Regions from separate parts of the Homo sapiens genome. Here region 2 is linked to region 1. The links are chromatin loops, found by intact Hi-C in ENCODE. Cell type or tissue: endothelial cell of umbilical vein. All regions are shown on one strand.

Evidence for each region. A loop is a pair of places that touch in the nucleus more often than their neighbours do. Peaks named below come from ENCODE experiments on the same cell type or tissue, not always from the same donor. Only the 100,000 strongest peaks of a DNase experiment are listed, where the experiment ranks them.
Region 2: a loop joins it to region 1, with 9 times the contacts of the local background. A loop is called at or near these places in 1 of 110 quality-filtered maps.

The regions. Positions count from the first base shown.
Region 1 is chrX:16,824,166-16,829,165 of GRCh38, forward strand. It overlaps TXLNG (taxilin gamma), which reads left to right. Exons shown (of 10, transcript NM_018360.3): 4 at 3,929-4,099. Among named protein-coding and RNA genes, the nearest start is that of TXLNG, 40 kb to the left of the region's middle. RefSeq lists enhancers at 2,701-3,216, 4,347-4,846. In endothelial cell of umbilical vein, a CTCF peak has its summit at 2,163 (motif pointing right); DNase peaks (open chromatin) are centred at 2,276 and 4,166; H3K27ac peaks cover 3,802 bases.
Region 2 is chrX:17,533,215-17,538,214 of GRCh38, forward strand. The region is part of intron 1 of NHS (NHS actin remodeling regulator); the gene reads left to right. All of the region lies in intron 1 of LOC101928389 (a long non-coding RNA gene), which reads left to right. Among named protein-coding and RNA genes, the nearest start is that of NHS-AS1, 23 kb to the right of the region's middle. In endothelial cell of umbilical vein, a CTCF peak has its summit at 2,212 (motif pointing right); a DNase peak (open chromatin) is centred at 2,207.

The sequences.
Region 1 (5,000 bases):
AGACCAGCCTGGGCAACGTCGCAAGACCCTGTACACACACACACACGCACACACGCCTGTAGTCTCAGCTACTTGGGAGGCTGAAGTGGTAGGATTGCTTGAGCCCAGGAATTGGAGGCTGCAGTGAGTTCGTGCCACATGGCAACCCAGCCTGGGCGACAGTGCAAGATGCTATCTCCAAAAAAAAAAAAAAGTTATCCTTTTGAGGAAAAAGTAAAATTAGATCCTTACACACCAGAGGCAACAATCAATTCCAAATAGATTAAAGGCTTAAATGTCAAAAATTAAGCTTTGAAATTTGTAGATATTATTTTGATTTATCAATAGATAAATATTTTTCAAACCTTGAGTTTAGGAAATATTTCTTATAGCACAAAAAGCACTGTCAGAGGAAAGATTGTACAAATTTGCTTTATTGAAATTAAGAACTTTGTTTTCGTCAAAAGATGCCCTGAAAAAAAGTGAGAAGATGGCCAAGCGCGGTGGCTCACACCTGTAATCCCAGCACTTTGGGAGCCTGAGGCAGGCGGATCACGAGGTCAGGAATTCAAGACCAGCCTGTCCAATATGGTGAAAGCCCGTCTCTACTAAAAAAATAAAAAAAAAAAAATTAGCCGGGCATGGTGTTTGCGCGCCTGTAGTTCCAGCTACTCAGGAGGTTGAGGCAGGAGAATCGCTTGAACTGGGGAGGCGGAAGTTGCAGTGAGCCAAGATCGCACCACTGCATTCCAGCCTGGGCAGCAGAGTGAGACTTCATCTCAGAAAAAAAAAAAAAGTGAGACGACATTACAAACTGGGGAGAACATATTTCCAACAAATATAACCAGCAGGCGATTTAGTATCAAGAATATCTAAAGAACACTAATGTGAAAAGGACAAATAGCCCTATGGAAAGCTGGATGAGAGACATGAAAGGGACATTTCATAGAAGTGGAAAAACAAAGATACGAAGATACCTTAACATAAAGGTCCATAAACATTCAAAGAGATGTTCCACCTGATAAGTGATTAGGGAAATGCAAATTAGGACCACAGTGAGATGCCATTTTACGTCTATTGTAGTGGCATAAATGAAGAAATCTGATCATTTTGGAGAGGATGTGGATCTACGTGGTCTCTTATATATTGCTGTTGGGAATATCAATTCACCATTGTCATGTGAAATCAAACATTTAGAAATCATTGCCCAGCAACCTCATTTCTGATGTTTGCACAGAGGAGAAATTCCTGACACGTGTATACCAGGAAACACATGAGAATGTTCATACCACTGTGAGTAATAACAAAACCTAGAGACAGCCCAGATGCCTGTTGATGCAAGAAGATGGATTAATAAAGAGTTTTGTGTGTATGTGTGGTGTGTTTTTATTTTTTATCTACTTGTTTGTTTATTTTTCAGACAGGGTCTCACTCTACCACCCAGGCTGGAGTGCAGTGGCGCAATCATGGCTCACTGTTTATTTTTTAGAGACAGGTTCTCACTTTGTGTGGTATGTTTGTGTGTGTGCTGTGTTTTTAAAAAGTGGAATATTATACAGCCTGTGGGCCAAATGCATCCGAAGTCTGTTTTTACACTGCCCACAAGAATGGTTTTAATTTTTAAGATGTTTAAAAATAAAGAACACGTGACAGAGACCATATGTGGCCTGCAGTGCCTAAAATATTTACTTGCTGGCCCTTTACAGAAAAAATCTGCTAAGTCCTGATCTGCAGCTACACGCCAACAATGTGGATGAGTCCTAGCAATGTAATCGAGTTGCGCTGTCCAAGACAGTAGCCATCAGCCACATGTGGCTTATTAAATTAGTGTAAATTAAATGAAAATTTCAATTCCTCATTTGCACTAGCTACAATAAAGTCAAAACAGCTAAAACCAAAAGGATTTTTTTTTTAGAGAAGTGCACACAGATGAAATGAAATTATATAGAAAGGAAAGCGAAGGAATAATGAACGCCGGATTCAGGATTGCGCTAACCCTGGGTCAGGAAAGGCAGGAGCTCTGCACCCTGGTGAAATTACAGCTAGTATGTGCCGGACCTGCAGCCTCTTAAACTGGGCAGCCGTGTACAGTTCGCAGTAATTTTGCTTTACAAAATTATGCAAAAACAATGATTTTTTTTCCTGCAAGAATTTCAGTAAAGGTGTTTTTAATATCTGTAAATGTGGCTGTAAGGATGCGTGATATGTTTTGGTAGGCCACAAGATGTCACTCTTGCTCTTCAAATTGTGACTCAGCATCATTTTCTTTTTCAGTAAAAGCTTTATTGAAAGGTCAGTAAGGCTGCCATCTTATCTGTTCATGTTGATTTAACCTTGAAACAGACTGATTTGTTCCATACCCAAAACTGCAGCAGTTCTTCTTACAAAGAACCCTGAGTGCTGTTTACTGAGTTTTAGATTCTGATGACTGTTTCAGTATAGTAGCCTGTGGGTGTAAAACTTGATGGTATCGACTCCTAAAGCATCATTTAAAAAAACAAAAACCTGCTGGGCACGGTGGCTCATGCCTGTATTCTCAGCACTTTGGGAGGCCGAGGTGGGCGGATCACCTGAGGTCGGGAGTTCGAGACCAGCCTGACCAACATGGAGAAACCCCATTTCTACTAAAAATACAAAATTAGCTGGGTGTGGTGGCGCATGCCTATAATCCCAGCTACTTGGGAGGCTGAGGCAGGAGAATCGCTTTAACTCTTGTTGCCTAGGCTGGAGTGCAATGGCGCGATCCATTGCACTCCAGCCTGGGCAACTAGAGTGAAACTCCATCTCAAAAAAGCAAAACCCGGCCGGGCATGGTGGCTTATGCTTGTAATCCCAGCACTTTGGGAGGCCAAGGCAGGTGGATCAATTGAGGTCATGAGTTTGAGACCAGTCTGGCCAACATAGGGAAACCCTGTCTCTACTAAAAATACAAAAATTAGCTGGGCGTGGTGGCAGGTGCCTGTAGTCCTAGCTACTCGGGAGGCTGAGGCAGGAGAATCGCTTGAACCCGGGAGGTGGAGGCTGCAGTGAGCCGAGATTGTGCAACAGAATAATAGTCCATCTAAAAAAATGATAATGAAAATAAAAAAATCAAAACCCCAAAGCACAATAAATTGATTGTTAAAATATTTGGATTTCAGCGGGTTTTTTGCCAGGTAGGAAATGATCTAGACAGACATTCACCCAGCAAACAGCAATTCGGGACATGCCTGGCTTTAGCACTGAGTCACTCCTGGCCTTCAACATTGGAGTAGGTTTCAGCTAGAACTGGAGCTGGTTTATTTTCCAAAGGGTTAAGGCTGGAATACTTGGGCAGTGTTCCCAGTGGGCCCAGGAAAATTCAGGGGCAGGAGGTATCCAGTTGAAGGGCATCATCCTTCAAAAAGCACAAGATCATAGCTGGAAGTTGAGGAGCCCATGTTGCTTGTGAGTTGTTGGGTTGAAAGCAGGGAGAAGATCTGTGATCAGTGTCTGAAGTCAGAAAGCTGGCAAAATTCAGGACCCCAGGGGATAGCAGGCCAATACGGAAGTCAAGAAAGCCAGAGATTCAGGCTGCTGGGTTCAAATCCCACCTCACCCCTTACTGATTATCTGTACTAATTAAAGAATGTTAGGCAACTTATTAATGTCTCCAGGCTTATACATTTCTTCTATAAAACCTGGATAATAAAGGGTTGTGAAAATTAAATCTGTCTAAAGGATTTTTTTTTAAAAAAGAAAAAGATGGATTATTTTCTGCTGCCCTAAATTTGCTTACTTTTTTGTCACAACTGGAAGAGGAGAGAAGAGAAGGGTGGCAGTGTAGCATGGCATGAAACAATTTAAATAATATATTAAACCATAGTATTTGACTTTTTGAAAATGTGTTCCATAGCTCTCATTATAATTCTAGCCATAACTGTAAGATTTTTACTGTACTTCCTAAATACAAAGTGCTTATGAATTTTAGCTGGAGGAGAGCAGGAGTGTTCAGAAGCAAATGAAGATCCTGCAGAAGAAGCAAGCCCAGATTGTGAAAGAGAAAGTTCACTTGCAGAGTGAACATAGCAAGGCTATCTTGGCAAGAAGCAAGCTAGAATCTCTTTGCAGAGAACTTCAGCGTCACAATAAGACGTTAAAGGTTAGTTGCTTCATTTGTCTGTTTTTTTCAGGAGGGACTTATCTGATTTCATAATCAACCCTGTGCCTATCTGAAATAAATCCTTGTCTCTACTTGGAGACAGATACTGCCTTGCTTTTTATTTTGCTTGGCCTGATGCCTTGTGTGAGGTCATTGTAAATGTAAGACCAATTCTTTCTACGTAAGTTTTGGTTTCCTGTTCAAGGAAGAGCACCTTAGTTGCCTCATACTTGGCTCCCGGGAATCTACGCTCAAGGCCCTCCTGCTTAGAGCCATGGCTTAGGAAGCTCAGAATTGCCAGTTTTCTGCTGAGCACTGATACAGCTGATCACCAAGTAGGAAAAGCTGCAGTGAAATGAGAAACTAGTAACAGACAGTCTGGGAAGGGAGAACTGCTGAGCTCCTGGGTGGAGCATTGCCCAGTTCCACTGGCCCACCCCCAGCCATTCAGTTGCTAAGTACTTTTAGGAAACCACTTATACCTTGGCTGATTGTAAAGGAAGAGGGAATAGGTATCCAAAGATTCATTGATATCAACAGGGGAAGAAGGAAAGGAGCAGAGCCGTGGGAAGGAATCTGCCTCTTAGAATGGGACAGACTCCCTTTATGCCCTTTATGCCCCAATAAACTCCCTTTATGCCCCAACAAACTCCCAAGGCCCTAGACTATAAGTGCACTCTTGAAATGGATCTTCACCTGGTATGGGAGCCATTATTACCTTCTTTGCTTTTGAGCCCTTGGATTTAGATGTCAAAGTAAGTGGTATTTTTTTTTTCCCATAGGAAATCAATATTTTGAGTAGGCTGGTAACAGTTCAGACATGTAAAGGTCTTTTGACACTCATATCCTAGCAAGAATTGAAAGTAAGCTTTGAATTTTTTGTTTTTTCTTTTTAATCATC
Region 2 (5,000 bases), 710 kb after region 1:
CAGTGTGTGAGTCTGTGTGCTTAAGTCCTTTACAGATTTTTCGGCAACCTTTTTTTGTAAGGTTGCTCGTTGATTTTTATTTTTTTGAGTGAGACAGGGTTTTGCTCTGTCACCCAGGCTGGAGTGCGATGACACGATCATGGCTCACTGTAGCCTCGACCTCCCAGGCTCAAGTGATCCTCCTGCCTCAGCCTCCCAAGTAGCTGGGATTACAGGCATGCACCACCACGCCTGGCTAATTTTTGTATTTTTTCTATAGAGACAGGGTCTCTGTATGTTACCCAGGTCTTGAACTCCGGAGCTCAAGCAGTCCACCTGCCTCTGCTTCTCAAAGTGCTGGGATTACAGGTGTGAACCACTGGCCCTGGCCTTGTTGACTTTTAAAATTATGACTTTTAAAGCAATCAGGGAATAATCACTTTCAAGTACTGAGCACAAAGTGATGACTCCTGCTAGGAAGATGGACAGGGCTGGGGTCATAGGCATGGTCTTGGGTCTTGGAGAACTGAGTTTGCTTCCTGACACAGCCCTTTGGGTCCCATGACCTTGGGCAGCCCCCACAGCCTCTCTAAGTCTTGCTTTCATGGCCTGCACTATGAGGTTAATAGTAATGCCTATTCTGAGGGCTGTTTTGAAGATTACATGACATAAATACAGAAATGTCTAACACTATGTCCAATAAATTGTTGTTTCTCTTCTCTTGCCATTAATATGCACTTTTCTTGAGCAAAAGTCTTGTCAGCACTTAACAGAATTAATTACAAAACCTAATTAAGGGAGTCTATAAGTGTGATATTTTACTGTTTTCTCCCTTTTGATGATGAGTTCTCTAACCTACTGAGAGGAAGAAAGCCTTCTTCGGACTGTTGCCTGAAAGGTCATTGTGTGTGTGTGTGTGTGTGTGTGTGCATACACACGTGTGTCTACTCTCACATTAACACACTTTGCCCAGGATGCATTCATGATGCCCTGGCAGCCAGTGGGTCTTTGGAAGGAATTCATAGGATTGAGACTATGAGTTGATTTCATGAGCAGAAAATTGTATATTTTGATGAGAGAACATTAGAGAATGCCTCCTGAAGAAGAAGGTCACAAGGAGGCCAGTGTGGTTAGCGATGCCTGGGACATTGATTTTGGGAAGTAATGCCATGTTTTTCTTCCCCCAGGCCTATAGCTACCTTTGCTTAGCCAGCACACGCCCTCATGTTGGAGACCTAGGTGGCTCTTGGTGGATTTTTGTGTTGCTGTAGCTTTCCTGTTTTGAAAGTTAGGGACAAGAGCTCAGAAAGCAGCAATGTCTTCAAAGAGAGAAGTTAAAATTCTAGTTATGACTCTAATGACTCTAGTGGCCCCATAAATGGCAACTCCCCAGGGTCTATGGCTTCATGAGAGACCCTTGGCCAAATCCACTGTGGGGTTCCAAAATTTAATTGTATGGACTCTTCCAAGCATAAAGGCAAGTTTATAAAAAATCATTTCCAACAATTTCCACAGGCCCTGGTTGTTTGATTCAGGAACTGAATAAGTGCCCAGATTCATGTTCAATGTTTGTCCTTGCTTTTCTAGCAGATGCTATTGGTGCCCACCCACAAGTTCTTGGCATCTGGTGTCCCAGTGCACACCTGGAGAGTGTCCTACTCCAAGTGTCTGCAGTTCTCTTCCTGAGGGCTTTCTGTCAGCCTTCGAGCAGGGCAGGCCCAGAGTGCCTGGGGATTAATGTTCCTGAACAGCCTTCAGTCAATGAAAGATGAGAGCTGGAGAATCAATACCCTAGCTTCCTCACTTCTCAGGTGGGCCAGCTCTGAGCTGTGTACTACAGTGTCTCCCAGAGTCTCCAAACAAGATTGAACCTCAGTTGCCTGTGGCAGAAACCTGTTTCATAACCTACCTTTATAGCTTCCTTCCCTTCCCCGTCTCACTTACCCCCTCTCCCACTATGTTTCCTGAAAGCATCTCCCAAACATATCCCACCATTTCCTCTGACCTTGGGGATTTCTTGAGATTTTGTCCCTCTTCTATAAAATGATGGTCACAGGTTGCTTCTGCTGGGGTGTGATAGGTGGATCAGGTGGAACAATGATTTGTTGCATGGGATGAACTGAGCATTCCAGGTCATCTAGAATCTCTGTGCCTACTAGAAGCAGTAAGGAAGGCCCTCTCCTAGTCACAACCAAAAGCACCCCCAACACTGCCATATACCTGTAGGGGGCAGCACCATCCCTAGTCAAACACCGCTAACAGATATTTCTCGTCTGCTCTAGTTTTGACATCCTAAGGTGAGTTGATTGATCAAGAACCTCAGACTGGGATAGCGCCCACCATGGTATATTTCAGTCTGGGGAGTGGTGAGGAGTGGCCGAATGCTAACTTTTTCTTTTAGAGACAGGGTCTTGCTCTGTCACCCAGGCTGGAATGCAGCAGTGTGATCACAGGTCCTCACTGCAACCTTGGACTCCTGGGCTCAAACAATCATTTTGCCTCAGCCCCCCAAGTAGCTGGGACCACGGGTGCCCACCACCACACTCGGCTATTTTTTAAAAAGCTTTTTGTAGATATGGGATCTTGCTACATTGCCCAGGCTGTTCTTGAACTCCTGGGCTCAAGTGATCCTCCCATCTTGGCTTCCCAAAGTGCTGGGATTACAGGTATGAGCCACTGCACCCAGCTGGTAACTCTTGAATAGATTCTGTATTGTCAGAAATAACCACTGACTTGCCTCCTTCCTGAAATGTCGAAGAAGGGAACATTTAACTCATTCCCTCTGCTTCCCTAAACTCCTTGGCCAAGTTCCCCCTTCATTCATTTGACAGGTCTTCCCTGTGTCTGTAGCTGGTGATGAACTTTAAAAACTTGCATTTGGGCTGGGCGCAGTGGCTCACGCCTGTAATCCCAGCACTTTGGGAGGACAAGGCAGGCGGATCATGAGGTCAGGAGATCAAGACCATCCTGGCTAACACAGTGAAACCCCGTCTCTGCTAAAAATGCAAAAAATTAGCCAGGCGTGGTGGCGGGTGCCTGTAGTCCCAGCTACTCAGGAGGCTGAGGCAGGAGAATGGTGGGAACCTGGGAGGCGGAGCTTGCAGTGAGCCGAGATCGCGCCACTGCACTCCAGCCTGGGCAACAGAGCGAGACTCCGTCTCAAAAAAACAAACAAACAAAAAACAAACAAACAAACAAAAAACTTGCATTCGGACCTATGTGTGTTCCAAAAGCACTGGCTCTTTCTTACAGCCAGCTCATCCCTGGGCAATAACATCTCCAGCTGTCTCTACCTAGTCAGAGATCCATGTGTAGAGTATAGAGGGAAGGAAAAAGTACTGGAAGGGTTGCTCCTTCTGAGTCAGAGTCAGATTTGTGATTTATTGATTTATTCCTGAACCATTTGTTGTTCTGCTAGTGGGGTGGTTTGGGATTTTCTCTTTCTTACAGAAAAGTTAGAGGAACCCAATAAATTGCTTCTTTTTCTTTAAGAAAATCTAAAAGTATATTCTTGTGTGGGCAAGATAGGTCTCACTTATGCCACACACCTAACCACTGTCTGACACGTAGGAAACTTTCTATAAATGGGTACTGTGTTGACTAATCAACAAGTTGTTCTTGTTCGTTGCATGAAACCTTTGAGAATGTTTCTTTGCAAAGCCTCTTTTTTTCCATTCTAAGACGGTATTTGAAGACCATGCTACCAGGCTTTTATGGTGTATGGTGAGTTGAATTTTTCCAGGAAGGAAACTTTTGGGGAATTCTAATCTTGATTTTCTATAAAGTGATTGAACTGTGGAGATAAATTGAAATATGAGTCATGAAATGTATTGAAATAGCAGCAAAGTCTTGCCAGATGGAAAGCAAAGCAAAGACTCTTGTCATGTCCAAGCAAGACAAAGACCAATTTACAAAAAAAGGATAAGTGGGGCATCTTCCTTCCATCTGTCCCATCTCGGGCACGTATATGGCACCAAACTTGAAGTGAAGTTTCTGGTAGATGTTTTGCCTGTTCTGTTAGGTTTTGGAATCAGCAAAACTGACCAGCTAAGTTCGATCAAAAGCACCATTAGGAGATGAGAGCTTTATCTTTAAATGTGATCCAAGCATAATGAACAATGAAATTCCTGTGATTAAAGGTTTAAACTGGAGCAAATCTACACCTAGAAGAAGACAGAATCTCTTTGGATGAGGAGGAGAAAGCAAAGTGAATTGGAAGTAAATTATGTAGCTGAAAAACTTCCAGTAATATGCTTCCTAGCCTGCCCCAGGCAGAGATAAGGACAGGGTCCTGCCTGGTGCTATCCTGAGCTAACTTCTCAAAAATCAGACACTTTGGAGGTGAATTTCTGTAAAAGGACAAAGTTGAACTTCAAAAAAGAAAAGTATCAGGTCCCCCCAAAATGGAGGTGGCCTGTTGGCTCAGCAGAGTGGCTAAGTCAAGTAGGAAATGTGGTGTCTGGCCTAGCAGTGACAGGAGACTATGTTGCATTAGGGGTTAGACAAAGGTCAGCAAAGCCAAAGGGTTTAAAAGAGGCGGGAGTGGGGACTGTCCTGCTCAGCTTCCTGACCCGCCAGGCTGATGTCAGAGGGTTTATTCAGATTTGAGGGCTTTTGTTTGGGGGGATTGGAGTGATTCCTAAGAGACAATGCCCGACTGGAGGCTGGGGGCACGCGACGCCTGAATTGAATTTGGGCAGTTGCTGAGCAGATGGGGATCAGAGGGGAAAACAAAAGGGAAGCTGTTCCCAGCACATCCACAGGAAGGGAGAATTGCAGAGCCAGCCACGGGCAGGAGGGCTTCCTGCTCAGCCTGGCTGTGGAGGCCTCCAGTGCCCCCATCTTGCGGAAGGCCAAGCATTCCCAGGGCTAGTGGGACTTTGGCTCTTTCGCAGAGAGGAGAGAGGGTGGAATTGGAGGCAGGTCAGGAGCATGAACTTCTTGAGTTCAGATTTCAGGTTTGTGCATTTCCTCATCTGCAGGCTGGCAAGGTTCCTGGACTCATATAGTCTCACACCCTC